Regions from separate parts of the Homo sapiens genome. Here region 2 is linked to region 1. Evidence: read pairs that join two places in POLR2A ChIA-PET (ENCODE). Cell type or tissue: PC-3. All regions are shown on one strand. Links, peaks and the distances in the headings refer to the core of each region. The heading gives the core; the rest is flanking DNA.

Region 1 (7,762 bases), core at 1,567-6,566:
GGCACTGGCGGGAGGGCACCGAGCTGCGCGGGCGCTGGGCTGGGTCTCCGCCTCGATTCTCCGTCCTCGCGGCCTCCCAGCTTCCAGGTGCGGGGCTCGGCGGCTCTGACGGGTCCGTTCCGGCGTGAGGCGCAGGGACCCGCGTCTCCGCTCCTGTGGGAGGCCCGGGGCTCGCAGCGCGTTCGGGTGCCAGGGACGGTGGGTGTATGGGGTCTGGGCTGGCGCTGTGCTCTTCGAGAGGGACCCTAAGCTGTTCCAGGGCTGGGAGAGATGGCGAAAAGAGAATTCGCCCTTTGGAGCCGGAATGACTTTGGACAACTGCAAGCTCTTTTCTGTCCAACTGCATTTTAGTTATACCCAAGGAGTGGAAAAGTAAATTATTCGGATAATGCAGTTTAGCCACTTTCGAACAAAATCGCAGGTTAACCTGAATATCCACATTTTTGAGAAAGACTGTGTGGGCTTTGGGACGGGTGGCAGGAGGAAACGGGGCGCACTTAAAGTATTTTAAATATTGCTTTAAATATTTTTGCGCTTTGAGAGATGGTAAATGGGGTTCGTCTGGTGGTGCTGGGGTGGGGCGTGGGGGAGAGAAGATTCAGTCGTCCATTTGGAGGGAGGAATCCCTTCCTCCCGGTGATCCTTACTCATATTCTAGCCACCAACCACGGTTAGTGCTTGCGGATTGCCGTGCAGGGTAGGTTTCGAATCTGGGACAGCGGATGGTGAACGTTACAGTGAGAGTCATTTGGAAGATGCCTTAGGGTTGGCCGGTACGTGACCTTTTGGGTGATGGCATGGAGGGCCAGCTAAAAGAGGTACTGTTTGCATAGTGTAGGGAAACAGGAAAAAGGACGGAGAGGCGGGTCTGTGGTTTCAGGTTAAATTACTAGAGCTTTTGCAGAAGATGGGCGGGCAGGAGCAAACTCGAGTACCAGTATGCCCTAAGTACCCTCTCGCTAATGTTAGTTTGGGAAATATCTTCATCCTTCAGTAGCTTTTCCCTAGATTTATGTCATCTCTCTTTCTAGAGCCGAGCTGCTGCCCTTGACTGGTGCTCAGGGGACCACAGCTGCAATGACAGTTTGGGCCTGCAAAAAGAAGGCTGGAACAACGGGAGATGGAAGCTTTCTGCAAATGGTAAGTTGGGATGACGCATGGTTTCACGTTGGCCTTAGTTATGACTAAACTTCTAAAGATCCAGGGCCTAAAAACATGTTGGTTCAGGATGGGGGAAATGGGTACAAGGAAGGAAAGGGCACTCTCCCACTCAAATCTGGTGAGCTTCTACCAGATCCACAAAGCCAAACTGACTCCTAACTCATTGCAAGAATCAGTGTCTTAGTAGAGGATTGTGGAAATTTGAATGAGATGTCAGGAGTGTTTGCACTTTTAATAATCATTCGGCCCTTTTGAAAAACAGTGCGGGGGTTCATGGGGTGAAATATGTGATGCAGATATACTCAATCTTCAGTAAGGGAAGATTTGGGTTTAGTCATGTCAGTGTGGGATAAGCTAAGTCATAACTATAGTATTGAAAATACTAATTTTAGACACAAAGACCATATAGAGAGGCTAAAAACAATGAAATACTAAAGTTTGCCTAAGTTGATAATATAAAAGTGAAGTGTAAGACAATTATTTTAATGCTTCAAAGGAAAAATAGTCTCAGGTGAATAATTTTGGCCCAAGACATTAGATAATTTCCCACTTTCTATTTCACTCTCCCCAAATAGGCCTGTTCTTAATGAAGTAAGAGGTTTACTTTAATTATTATGGTATGAGCAAATCCTCACCTCTTTATCAGAGTTATGGTAAGACTTGATTTGAATTCCCAGTTTGAACTCCCTGAATCAACTGCAGTGATTCTGTATTGTGCTTTGAACAATAGTTCTCTAATTGGTTGATATCTCTGCAGTGGCATTTAGTTAAAAGGTTGTATGGTTAATATGGACATTGAAGATGAGTGTGGGAGTAATTAATTAGCAATTATAGTTGTTTGTAAGGATTGAAAACAATCATTTCACACTTTAGAATAACCAGAATGGAAATTATTTTAACCACATGCTTGCCTTCTTGAGTTTACAATCCTTTAATCTTCCTAGCAGCACCACTGGTATCCATGAATTTAACCTGCCCATCATTCTTCCTAAACAAGAGACTATTGAAAAGTCAGGGTGAGTAGTTTATTACCATCTCAGTATTAATCCAATCTCTCAGCTGGTTCTACTGACTCAGGTTCCTAAGAAAGCAGGGGTGCCTTTCTATCTTGTATCCAGGGCCATTTTATTAACTCCTTGTAATCAAATTCATTAATGACCAAGTTCCCATTTATCCAGGCCACAATGAATATTTATTCCTATTACTCAACCTCTGCTTGGAACTTGACTCTAAGCTCTGGGAATTAAGGTAACTCACATTTGCTCTTAGATCTTGCTGCTGTTGATCTCCTGCCCTGCACTTGCTTTGTTAGAGACTCTGCTTTTGAAACTTTGACAGCTGTAGATGAGCTGTCTTTTGCTGTTTATTTATTTATTCAATCATCATTTTTCCAAGACCTGACATAGACTGATCTCTCAAATTAGAACTACTTTCAAACTCACAATTTTGGCCACCTTTATGCATTTTTGGCTTAGATCAAATACTCTGACACCCACAATGGTCTAGGTTGCAGGCTTCTACATGTTGGCTACTCCATCCCCTGACGATCCCCTGTTCTGACAATCACTATGTGCCAAATCTATTTTTAAAGACTGTATATATATGAGCTAGACATTAAAGCACTTGAAAAGTCAAGAACATTTAACATAACTGCTTATTATATAAATGTAACTTGATTATAGAAGATTCCTGTGTTTTATTTTCAATAAAAAGGTTTTTAGTGATTCTTCAGCAATGTTAGAAGGTGACTTGAATTTCTTACATTATAAGGAAATGAGCCATAATTCTATTATGTAATATTTGTATTTTATTTCAAATGTTATTATTTCATCATTGTTTCTAAATTTCAGGTGTTCAAAATGGCTTCAGATCTTATCAGGACAATCTTGGCTGTTGCACTAATTTCCAAACTTGTAAGTGCAATGGATCTGCAGTTCTACTTGGCAAGATAACCATTTTAAGTTGAATGAGAATGACATCACACTCACACCTGCAAAATCTAAAATGTCTAATAAAGTAGATTCCTATGTCTGAACTTCAATTTTAGGGCACAGCTGTAGATGCAGAACTGATGCCATCTGGTGCGATTCTACAGAATAAGAGAGAAAATTTACCCAGAGTGTGCCATGCACTGGCTTTTCTGGGAATGGCAAGGTGCCAGGATTTGTTTTTGGTTCGCTTGCAGGGGTGGAAACTTGGAACTAGGTGAGTAAAAAATATGAAATACTCTATTTTTAGTTTGACATTCTATATTTCCAATTTTGTCTATAGTTTCAAAATCAGTGCAATAGAGTTAAATTTTAAATGACCAAAATTTTAAAGTTTGTAAATGGTTAAACCATTTAGAATAGTGGGAAATGTTTGTTGTTTTCTAAGTCACACTTACTAATCTAGAGACTGTTAGAACACTAAAGATACTAATGTAATGCATAAGGTATCTACACAGTGCTGTACTTTGTTTTTAATTTTTACAGCTACTCTGAGATATTCGTGCATATTTAAGCTAAATCCACAATTAAAACTCTAGGATCATTAGAATGTCACTGTCAGATGTCTGTGTCACATACAAGAGAAGGTTAAGAATTGAGTTGTAAATCTTTGATGTAGTTTTTTTTTTTTGTTTGAATCAGTGAAATAAATTTCTCAGTCCTCCACTTTTTATTTTGTCTACACAAAATAAATAATGTTATGGGTTAATAATGATCTGATTAAGTATCTGAGTCATGAGCATCTTCCCATACCGGAAGGTGGATTATCAGAAGGGCGTTCAGACCCAGTAATCAGAACTTAATAAGCATGCAGAAAAAGCTTTCTGATGGATTAAGGTTAAAAAAACCTTGTTTTTTTCCTTAATAGTAGCTTTTTATATAATAAGCCCAAACATTTCTGCCATTCTTGGTCTGTATAGACAGATCCTGAAGGACATGGGTGGGTTTGAGCTAAAACCATTATCTGCGACTTTTGTTTTATTAGTATGACTCTGAAGTTACTTGAATTTATTGAATAGGTACAGATTCTTCAAGCAAGATGTCTTTTCCTTTCAGATGAAAAATCACACTTTCCTATTGGGAATCAAGATGAATTTTTATCTTGGTAATGGAATAGGAAGTTCTGGACTGAAGAGCGGCTTAAATAAATTAGAGGGTTTGTTCTTTTCTCACAGAACAAGGAGGTTAGAGGCAGGCAGCTGCTGGTGCTGGTTCAGCAGCTCACGGGTGTCAGGCTTAATTAAGGTGGCTGCTGAGGTTCCCTTGGCTTTTTCCTCCAGGTTCCAAGATGGTCCCCGCAGCACCCCACAAGAAGAAGGAGGAAGCCCACAGAGAAAACGGGGCATGCCAGTTCAAATCCACTTCCTTTTAAAGAGCTTCCTCAGCAGCCCAATAACTTTTGCCTTCATCTCATTGGCCAGAACTGTGTCATTGGCTACTGCTATCTGCAAGATTGTCTGAGAAATGTAGTTTTTGTAGCTGGATATATAACTGCCTTTGACAAAAATCCAGTTTCTCTTGATGAAGAAGAAGATGATGGTGGATCTTGGGAGGACAACTAACATTTTATGCCCTGGCTACAGAATACAGTTGCAGAGGAGCATAAAGTTCAAAAAGATCAAAACTCTAGTTCCTTCACAACTGTCAAAGCTCCAAGCAGCACTGCTCCCCTCTGACAGAGTGAGCAGAGTGAAGGCATGTCAGGTGTTCTCACAAAACTCTTGACAGGGCTGACCTCTCTCAGTCAATATCCTTGTCCCACATCAGGATTTTCTAGAGGGCCCTGGGTACCTGTGCACTTCCTTGGTGGCCGTAACCTCTTTGTGGAGGGTTGGTGTAGGATAAAGAATGTTCTATTACGCTGCTCCCTCATCTGTATCATTTCTCTCCTCTCTAATTTTCCTGTCAGTTATATTTTGGTGGAGTCTGGGTTTGTGTATTTGATTCCTATAGAAAGACCATCGCTTTCATGCATGGAGGAGGGGAATCTACGCAAAGAAAGGCTACCTTACTCCTTTCTGTGACTCCACCACCAGTCTAGGAATATCCTGGGAGAAGAATTGCCTCTCAAAGCTGCTTCTATAAGCAGCCTACATCCTAGCTAAGCAAAGAAGAAACACTTCCCACATCTAGGGCTGTCTAAAAGAACTTTCTGTGATGACAGAAATGTTCTATATCTGCAGTGTCCAATATGGTAACCATATAGGCACATGTGGCTAGTGAACACTTGAAATGTGGCTAGTGTGACTGAGGAAGGAAAATTTAAATTTTGTTTAATTGTAATTAATTTAAATTCAGATAGCCAAATGGGGCTACTAGCTATTGTGTTAGATAGCACGGTATACTTTATTCTCTTTCTTGTGTTGTAGAACCAGCTGGGAGAGGTGTGGGTCAGTCATGGGCTTGGTATCCCCTGGTCTTCACTATTCTAGCTTGCCATTGAATTTGTCTCCCAGAGGAAAAGAAAGAATGGTATTTGGAATTAAATTCAAGATGTTAACTTGACATCTATATATTGCACATATTCCTGTATAGTGAATGGATGACCTCCTGGGAATAGTTCCTGTGACTGATTTTAGTGATAATTGATCATGAAGAAATGGCAGTACTGCTCCACTTCACCTTCCTAGTGACTATTATGTGTTCCTAGTCAGAGTGACTCAGCAGAGATTATTTTGTTCTCTTGTGCAATTTATTCTGTGTCATTTTATTTTTGTAATATTGTGGCAGCTAAATGATTATTCTGTGTATGTTTTTCAAAATATTAGGTGGCTTATATTTTTTAAAAGGCTATGAAATAAAAATAAACTATACGTAACACAGTTTTTAATGTGGCTTTTTATTGGTGAGTTATTATTACCAAACTTTGTTAACGGTCATTTAGAATGAGATTCATAGATAGAAATATTTAGTTTTATGTTAAATTTACTTTTTAATGGGCAAATTTATATGCCAATTAATGTTATCTTCTTGAAATATTAAATGATTCTTCCATTATATTCAGAGTTTGGATAAAGTATGAGGGTTGTATAGTATTACTGGATTAATTCTTTTCTCATGTATCTGGTTGTTTCATCACACTAAGCATCACTTGGACCTTATTTCTCTACAAGTGCCCTGTTTTGGGTTGTTTGTCTTTTGTTATTGAGTTATAGGAATTCTTGATATCTTCTGGACACTAGTCCTTTATCAAATATATATGCTTTGCAAATATGTTCTCCCACTTTGTGGCTAGCCTATTCATTTTCTTAACAGTGTCTTCAAAAGATGTATTTTAAATTTTAAAGTTTAATTTATCTAGTTTTTCTTTTATGTTGATTGCTTTCTCTGTCCTAAGAGACTTTTGCCTATACCCTGTCACCAAAAATATTCTCCTGTGTTTTCTTCTAAGCTAGAAACTTTATAGTTTTAACTTTTACTAGGTCTATTTTCCATACTAAATTAATTTTTGGCCAGGCACTGTGGCTCACGCCTGTAATCCCAGCATTTTGGGAGGCTGAAGCGGGTGGATCACCTGAGGTCAGGAGTTCAAGACCAGCCTGGCCAACATGGTGAAACCCTGTCTCTACTAAAAAGACAAAAATTAGCCAGGTATGGTGGTGGGTGCCTGTAATCCCAGCTACTTGGGAGGCTGAGGTGCGAGAATCACTTGAACCCAAGAAGTTGAGGCTACAGTGAGCCAAGATCATGCCACTGCACTTCAGTCTGGGCAACAAAGTGAGACTCCATCTCAAAAAAAATAATAATAATTTTTGTGTATGGTATGAGGTGAAGATTGAGGTTCTTTTTCCTCCTATATATAAACAATGTTTCTGTTTTTGTTTTTTTATTTGTTGAAGAGACTTTACCCATTGGATTACTTTGGCATCTTTGTCAAAAATCAAATAACCATGTAAGTGTGGATGTCTTTCTGGTTTCTCTGTTCTGTTCCATAGGGCCATCCTTATGTCATTCCCACAGTGTCTTGATTACTGTAAGTTTTATTGTAAGTCTTGGTATTCACCATAAAATATTATGCATTTGAACTTTTATAATCGCCCACTCTGAGTCTACACACTAAGAGGCTTGAGTAATTTTGTTGAAAATGGTTCAGATTCATTTAAAAAAACCCCACCCAACACCATGCTTCCTTTATTCCTGCTCCCAGCTCCATGGAAAATCAGAGTCTACATCTGGGGTAGCTCTTGGTCAAGAGGAATGCCCTCATGTTTCATGATAAGCAAACCATATGCACATTGTTTTTACTTTCCTTTAAGAAATTTAACCATTATTCTCTATTCATTTATTCAACAGATACTTATTGAGGATCTAGCAGGTGCCAGACACAATTCTGGTTATTTAGGCTGTATTAGTGAACAATAATAAAGCAAAGATACCTTCCCTATCATGGAGCTTACTTACATTCTACACATATAGTTGTCCCGTTTTTTTTTTGTTTTGTTTTTGAGATGGAGTTTCGCTCTTGTTGCCCAGGCTGGAGCGCAACGGTACGCTCTCGGCTCACCACAACCTCCGCCTCCTGAGTTCAAGTGATTCTCCTGCCTCAGCCTCCTGAGTAGCTGGGATTACATGCATGTGCCACCACTCCCAGCTAATTTTGTGTTTTTAGTAGA
Region 2 (6,829 bases), core at 384-5,383, 110 kb before region 1:
GTTATTTTATTTTTTTATTTTGGAAAATATTTTTTTCATTAAGATATTTGTCATAGGTTTTTAAAAAACACTAATTGTTTTCAGTTCTAATGTCTAATATGGTAAAAATCAATAGGTAACTCATATAAACAAATGGTCTTTATACTTTCCAAAGCAATCTACAGATTCAGTGCAATTCCCATCAAAATATCATTACTACTTTTCACAGAACTAAAAAAAAAATTCTAAAATTCATATGGAACCAAAAGACAGCCTGAATAGCCAAAGCAATAATAAGCAAAAAGAACAAATCTGGAGGCATCACGTTACCACACTTCAAATTATACTGCAAGGCAAGTTACCAAAACAGCATGGTACAGGTAAAATAAATAAATAAATAAATAAAGACACATAGACCAATGGAACAGAATAGAGAACCCAGAAATAAAGCCAAGTACTTACAGTCAACTGATCTTCAACAAAGCATACAAAAACATAAATTGGGAAAAGGGCGCCCTATTCAATAAATGGTGCTGGGAAAACTAGTTTAGCCACAGGTAGAAGAATGAAACTGGATTCCCATCTCTCACCTTATACAAAAATCAACTCAAGATGAATCAAAGACTTAAATCTAAGACCTGAAACCACAAAAATTTTAGAAGATAACATTGGAAAAACTCTTTTGGACATTAGCCAAATGCAACAAAAACAAAAATAAATAAATGGGACCTAAATAAACTAAAAAGCTTCTGCACAGCAAAAGAAATAATCAGTAAACAGCCCATAGAGTAAAAGAAAATATTTTCAAACTGTGCATCTGATAAAGGACTTGTACCTAGAATCTACAAGGAACTCAAACAAATCAGCTAGAAAAAAACAATCCCATCAAAAAGTGGGCAAAGGACATTTTTCAAAAGAAGATATACAAATAGCCAACAAACATGAAAAGATGCTCAACATCACTAAATCACCAGGGAAATGCAAATTAAAACCACAGTGAGATACCACCTTACTCCTGCAATAATGGCCATGAGGCAGGCGGATCACGAGGTCAGGAGTTCGAGACCAGCCTGGCCAACATGGCAAAACCCTGTTTCTACTAAAAATACAAAAATCAGCCAGGCGTGGTGGCGGGCACCTGTAATCCCAGCTACTCGGGAGGCTGAGGCAGGAGAATCACTTGAACCCGGGAGCCGGAGGTTGCAGTGAGCCGAGATAGTGCCATTGCACTCCAGACTGGGGGACAAGAGCAAGACTCTGTCTCAAAAAAAAAAAAATAAACATAAAAAATAAAATTTAGAAAATATACGTTGGTGTCGATATGGTGAAAAGGGAACACTTTTGCACTGCTTGGGGGATGTAAATTAATACCACCACTATGGAAAACAGTATAAAGTTTCCTTAAATAAATAAATAAAGGTGGAGCTACCATTCAATCCAGCAATCCCACTACTGGGTATCTACCCAAAGGAAAAAGACACATATACACGCATGTTTATAGCAGCATAAGTCGCAATTGCAAAGATATGGGGCCAACCTAAGTGCCCATTGACTAACGAGTGGATAAAGAAAATGTAGTATATATACACCATTGAATACTACTCAGCCATAAAAAGGAACGAAATAATATCTTTTGGCAGCAACTTGGATGGAACTGGAGGCCATTATTCTAAGTGAAGTAACTTAGGAATAGAAAACCAAATACTGCATGTTCAGTTATGAGGATGCAAAGACATACAGAGCGATATAATGGATTCTGGGAACTCCAGGTAGGGAGGAGATTGGGAGCGGGGTGAGGGATAAAATACTACATATTGGGTACAGTGTACACTGGTGGGTGACGGGTACACTAAAATCTCGGAATTCGCCACTCAAGAGCTCATCCATGTAACCAAAACCCGCCTGTACACCCAAAACTATTGAAATAAAAAAAACATTAAAAATGAGAGAAAACCCACAAAAAGCAAATGGTCTTTGTGCTCCTCAACGGTTTTTAAGAGTCTTGTAAATAAGTCCTAAGGCCAAAAGTCTAAGAACCGCTGCTGTAAGCTAGCACCTATAACGGTGGAACCTAATTCTTTGTAGGACCCTTTCCAATGTCAGAGTGAAATCGGTCAGAATCTAGCAGGCTTATCTAGTTTTTTCTACAGCGATAAGGAAAGAAGTCCAGTATTAGCCCTGGGCCGCGGTGAGGGTGGAGCCAAGACTGCGTCTGGGGTCTCTGTGGAAACCGCCCTGTATGGGTCTCCCGGACCTCGCCTCTTTTGTTCCTCTCCGCCTCTGATTGGAACACGCTGTCAGTGGGCGGTGCTTCGGGAAAGGGGCGGGCCTTCATCTTCTTCCAGGAGCCCCTCGCAGCAGCGTACTGACGTCACGCAGGACGCCACTGCCCTGTCGCCCCGCCTGTGCAGCCCAGGACCTAGGCGCGGTAGCTGGGGCTGGCTTTTGAGGGGCGCGGGCAGCCTTCTGACTGGGTCGGAGGCCTGCGGGCCCGAAGCCTCTGTCCCTCCTGTTCTTGTCCGGCGCTGCTTAGCCCCTCCGCGTAGTCATCATGGATCTGATTTTAAACCGAATGGATTATCTGCAGGTAAACCCAAGGGATAGGGCGGGCGCCGCGCTGGGCAAGCCCAGCACCCGGAGAGGATTCCTTCCTTCCACTGACGAAAGTCTCGGTCGCCAGGAGCTGGTGCGGAGGCGAAGGAGCCGGGCTGGGTGCCGACCTCTCAGCACCCCGCCTTTGGGCAGCTCCCTTTCGTCTGTGACGGTCCGAGGGGACCGGGGAAAAGCGGCACAAGCCCCCACGGTACTGGCTTCTGCCGGGTCCTGAGGATGCTCTGAAAATGTGACACTGTCTCATCCCGGATTCCCCCCAGGGCCCTTCTCCTCCTCCCTAGCCGTGGCTGCCTGAGGGCCTCTAATCCTCAATCTCCATCTCTACCCGGACCCTTTTGCGGAGCACCAGGCACTTGTTTCTTACTGTGAGCTGTACCGCACCAGGCAGATCATGGTAAAAGCAATGAAAACCGGGCCGGGGGCAGTGGCTCACGCCTGTTATCCCAGCACTTTGGGAGGCCGAGGCGGGCGGATCACCTAAGGTCAGCAGTTCGAGACCAGCCTAGCCTACATGGTTAAACCTCTTCTCTACAAAAAGTACAAAAATTAGCCCGGTGTGGTGGCGGGCGCCTGTAATCCCAGGTACTCGGGAGGTTAAGGCAGGAGAATCGCTTGAACTCGGGAGGCGGAGGCTGCAGTGAGCTGACATCATGCCACTGCACTCCAGCTGGGGCGACAGAGCGAGACTGTCTCGAAAGGGGGAAAAAAAGCAATGACAACAGTTTAATGTGCATCTAGCTTATTCTAAGAATTTAGCATACCTACCAACATATTTAATCCTCATAAGAATTTGCAAAGTAGACAATATTATAAATGAGGATCTAAGGGGTTAGAGAAGGCAAGTAATTTGCTTAATAGCTAAAAATTAGGGAGTGGCTATTTGAATCAAAGTCTCGGACTCCAGAACTGGTGTATTTTTGTTACACTACACTGCCTTTCAGAATTTCTTTCAGACCTAAAATTCTCTCTACCCCAATTCCTCATCATATTTTTAGGCCACCTCATTTTAGTTAATGGTACAAATGTTTGCCCAGTCAATTTTCTAGGGGTTTATGCTATGTACTTCCATATCCAACTGGTCACCACATCTTACTGCTTTTAACTCCCAAATATCTCTTGAATCTGTCCCATATCTTCCATCTCTATTACCCTCATTTGGGTTCTCATCTTCTCTTGCTTGAATAATTGAAATAACCTCCAAATTGGGCTCCTGAACTCCAGCTTCATCTCCCTCCAAGCCATCCTTCACATCACTTGCTAGATTGATGTTTCAGAAATACAAATCTAAGCAGATGACTTTAATACAATTTTCTGGAATGCAGAATAAAGTCATTTATACTATATGAACGTTTTATCATGATGTGTTGTTTTCACCAATTCCTCTCCCATTGGTCCCATCCTCTTCTCCTAACTATACACCAGCAGTGACAGTTCCCTGCTGCTTTCATCCTCTGTATTTTTTTGTAAAATAATCTTCACCTGTTAGATTGGATGTTATGGCCATTATCATATTTGGTATTTTAGCATAAATCTTCTTTTTTTTTTTTTTTTTTTTTTTTTTTTTTTTGAAACAGGGTCTTGTTCTGTCACGCAGCCAGTCTGGAGTACAGTGGCATGATCATGACTCACCACAGCCTCAAATTCCTGGACTCAAGTTATCCTCCTGCCTCAGCCTTCCAAGTAGTTGGGCCTGCAGGCATGCACCACCATGCCTAGCTAATTTTTTATTTTTTGTAGAGACAGAGTCTCCCTGTGTTGCCTAGATGGTGTTGAACACCTGGGCTCAAGTGATCCTCCCACTTCAGCCTCCCAAAGTGCTGAGATTACAGGCATGAGCCACTGCATGTGGTCTTCCGTTGCATTTTTAATAACTATAATCTATTTTCAAAGTTCTTGAATCACTTTGCTGAACAACTGTATGCAGTTGGAAAAGAAGGCTTCTAGAGATATTTTTTAGTAAAGCATCTTGCCAGTCATCTTACACAACTATTTTTGGCTTGACAACTTTATAGGATAAATTTTACTATTTTGGTTGTTTCCTATATGTATTCTGACTAATATGACATATCTCATTAGAAAATAAATTAATTACTGATAATAGTTATATCACTAATTTCAGTTTAACAAAAAGGTTCACTATAACTTATTTTAATCTCTGTAATAACTTCAAATTAAATTCACTAGGCATCTGGTGTTTTTCTTTAGGTGGGAGTAACATCTCAGAAGACTATGAAGCTAATTCCTGCCTCAAGACACAGAGCTACACAAAAGGTACTGTATAGATTCTGATTTCTCCACTATTCCCTAGCAGTGACAGAGGAGAGGCTCCTATTTCCTTCTTTATTATTAAGTTATTCTCTTAAAAATGCTAATGTTAAAATGGAAATGAATTTTTTAATTTGAACAGAAACTGGAATACCAAGGGACATTTATAGACAATAATTTTCTTGGACATTAAAATTATTATATACCATTAGTAAACAGTGTAGGCAAACTTAAAAACCATACTCCATTTTTTCTGTGTGTCAGATGTGTATATGAAAAAAGAAATATAAAGCAGAATAAGGTATCAAGAAAATGTTCTCTTTAAACTTTCTCATATTTTAAAGTCATTAAATATTTTGATGTTAAACTGTACTTAACTAACAATATTGATTATGTTTAAAGAAATGTTGATCCTATGATTTCCACAAAACAATTATAGTTTCTTAGTAGACTAGCCAAATATTTTAATAGCTGCAAAAAAATACTTTATCCTGATATATAAACATTTTAGCAAGATGAATCAACAATTACACATAGTACTAGAAGTCCTAGCCAGAGCAATTATACAAGAAAAAGAAATAAAGTGCATCCAGATTGGAAAGGAGAGTCAAATTATCTCTGTTTGCCGATGACATGATCCTATATATAGAAAAACCTAAAGACTCTACCAAAAAACTCTTAGAACTGACAAATGAATTCAGTAAAGTTGCAGGATACAAAATTAATATACTGAAATTAGTAGTGTTTCTATACACAACAAACTAGCTGAAAAAGAAATCAAGAACACAATCCCAATTATAATAGATAAAAGATAAAATACTTAGGAATAAATTAACCAAGGAAATGAAAGACCTCTATAAAAAAAACTATAAAACACTGATGAAAGAAATTAAAGAGGATACCAACAAATGGAAAAACATCCCATGTTCATGGATTGGAAGAATTAATTTTGTTAAAATAACAATACAACCCAAAGCAATCTACAGATTCAATGCAATCTCTATCGAAATACCAATGTCATTTTTCACAGGAAGAGAAAAAAAATCTTAAAATTTGTATGGAACCACAAAGACCCCAAATAGCCAAAACAATCCTGAGTAAAAGGAACAAAGCTGGGGCATTACACTACCAGATCTCAAAATATACTACAAAGCTGTAGTAACCAAAACAGCATAATACTGGCATAAAAACACAGAGACACAGAGAACATAAAATGGAATAGAGAACTCAGAAATTAATCCACATATCTACAACCAACTGATTTTTGACAAAAGAGCCAAGAACAGCCCCTGGGGAAAGGACAGCCTCTTCAATAAATGGTGCTGGGAAAACTGAATATTCATATGCAGAAGGATGAAACCAAGACCCCCACCTCTCACCCCATATAAAAATGAACACAAAATGGATCAGAGACCTAAATGTGGCCAGGTGTGGTGGCTCACACTTGTAATCCCTGCAGTTTGGGAGGCCAAGGCGAGTGGATCACTTGAGGTCAGGAGTTCAAGACCAGCCTGGCCAACATGGTGAAACCCTATCTCTACTAGAAATACAAAAAAATTAGCTTGTCATTGTGGCAGGCACCTGTAATCCCAGCTACTCAGGAGAGGAAGACTCCATCTCAAAAAAACAAAACAAAACAAAACAAAAAACAAAAAAAGACCTAAATGTTAATGCTTTAGGACATTGGTCTGGGAAAATAGTTAATGAATAAGACCTCAAAAACACAAACAACAAAAGCAAAAATAAACAAGTGGGATCATATCAAACCAAAAAGCTTCTACACAGGAAAGGAAACAATCAACAAGAGTGAAAAGACAATCTATAGAATGGGATTTAAAATATTTGCAAACTACTCATCCAACAAGGAATTAATATCCAGAATATACAAGGAACTCAAACATACCAATAGCAAACAAACAAGCAATCTGATTAAAAAGTGGGCAAATGATCTAAACATTTCTCAGAAGAATAC

The links. Peaks named below come from ENCODE experiments on the same cell type or tissue, not always from the same donor. Only the 100,000 strongest peaks of a DNase experiment are listed, where the experiment ranks them.
Region 2: POLR2A ChIA-PET joins it to region 1 with 11 read pairs; 2 of 35 experiments call an interaction of 5 or more read pairs at or near these places.

The regions. Positions count from the first base shown.
Region 1 is chr4:121,757,142-121,764,903 of GRCh38, reverse strand. SMIM43 (small integral membrane protein 43) reads left to right here. Exons shown (of 6, transcript NM_001384332.1): 1 at 1-87; 2 at 1,032-1,140; 3 at 2,106-2,177; 4 at 3,012-3,074; 5 at 3,209-3,366; 6 at 4,430-5,974. It overlaps PP12613 (a long non-coding RNA gene), which reads right to left and starts at 319. Exons shown (of 1, transcript NR_024365.1): 1 at 1-319. RefSeq lists an enhancer at 3,726-3,895. In PC-3, for the core only: no CTCF peak of the experiment used is centred there; no DNase peak of the experiment used is centred there.
Region 2 is chr4:121,866,015-121,872,843 of GRCh38, reverse strand. It overlaps BBS7 (Bardet-Biedl syndrome 7), which reads left to right and starts at 2,370. Exons shown (of 19, transcript NM_176824.3): 1 at 2,370-2,566; 2 at 4,798-4,863. The coding sequence starts at 2,531. BBS7-DT (BBS7 divergent transcript) reads right to left here and starts at 2,193. Exons shown (of 1, transcript NR_186650.1): 1 at 1-2,193. RefSeq lists an enhancer at 2,440-2,669. In PC-3, for the core only: no CTCF peak of the experiment used is centred there; a DNase peak (open chromatin) is centred at 2,283; H3K4me3 peaks cover 1,932 bases; H3K27ac peaks cover 378 bases.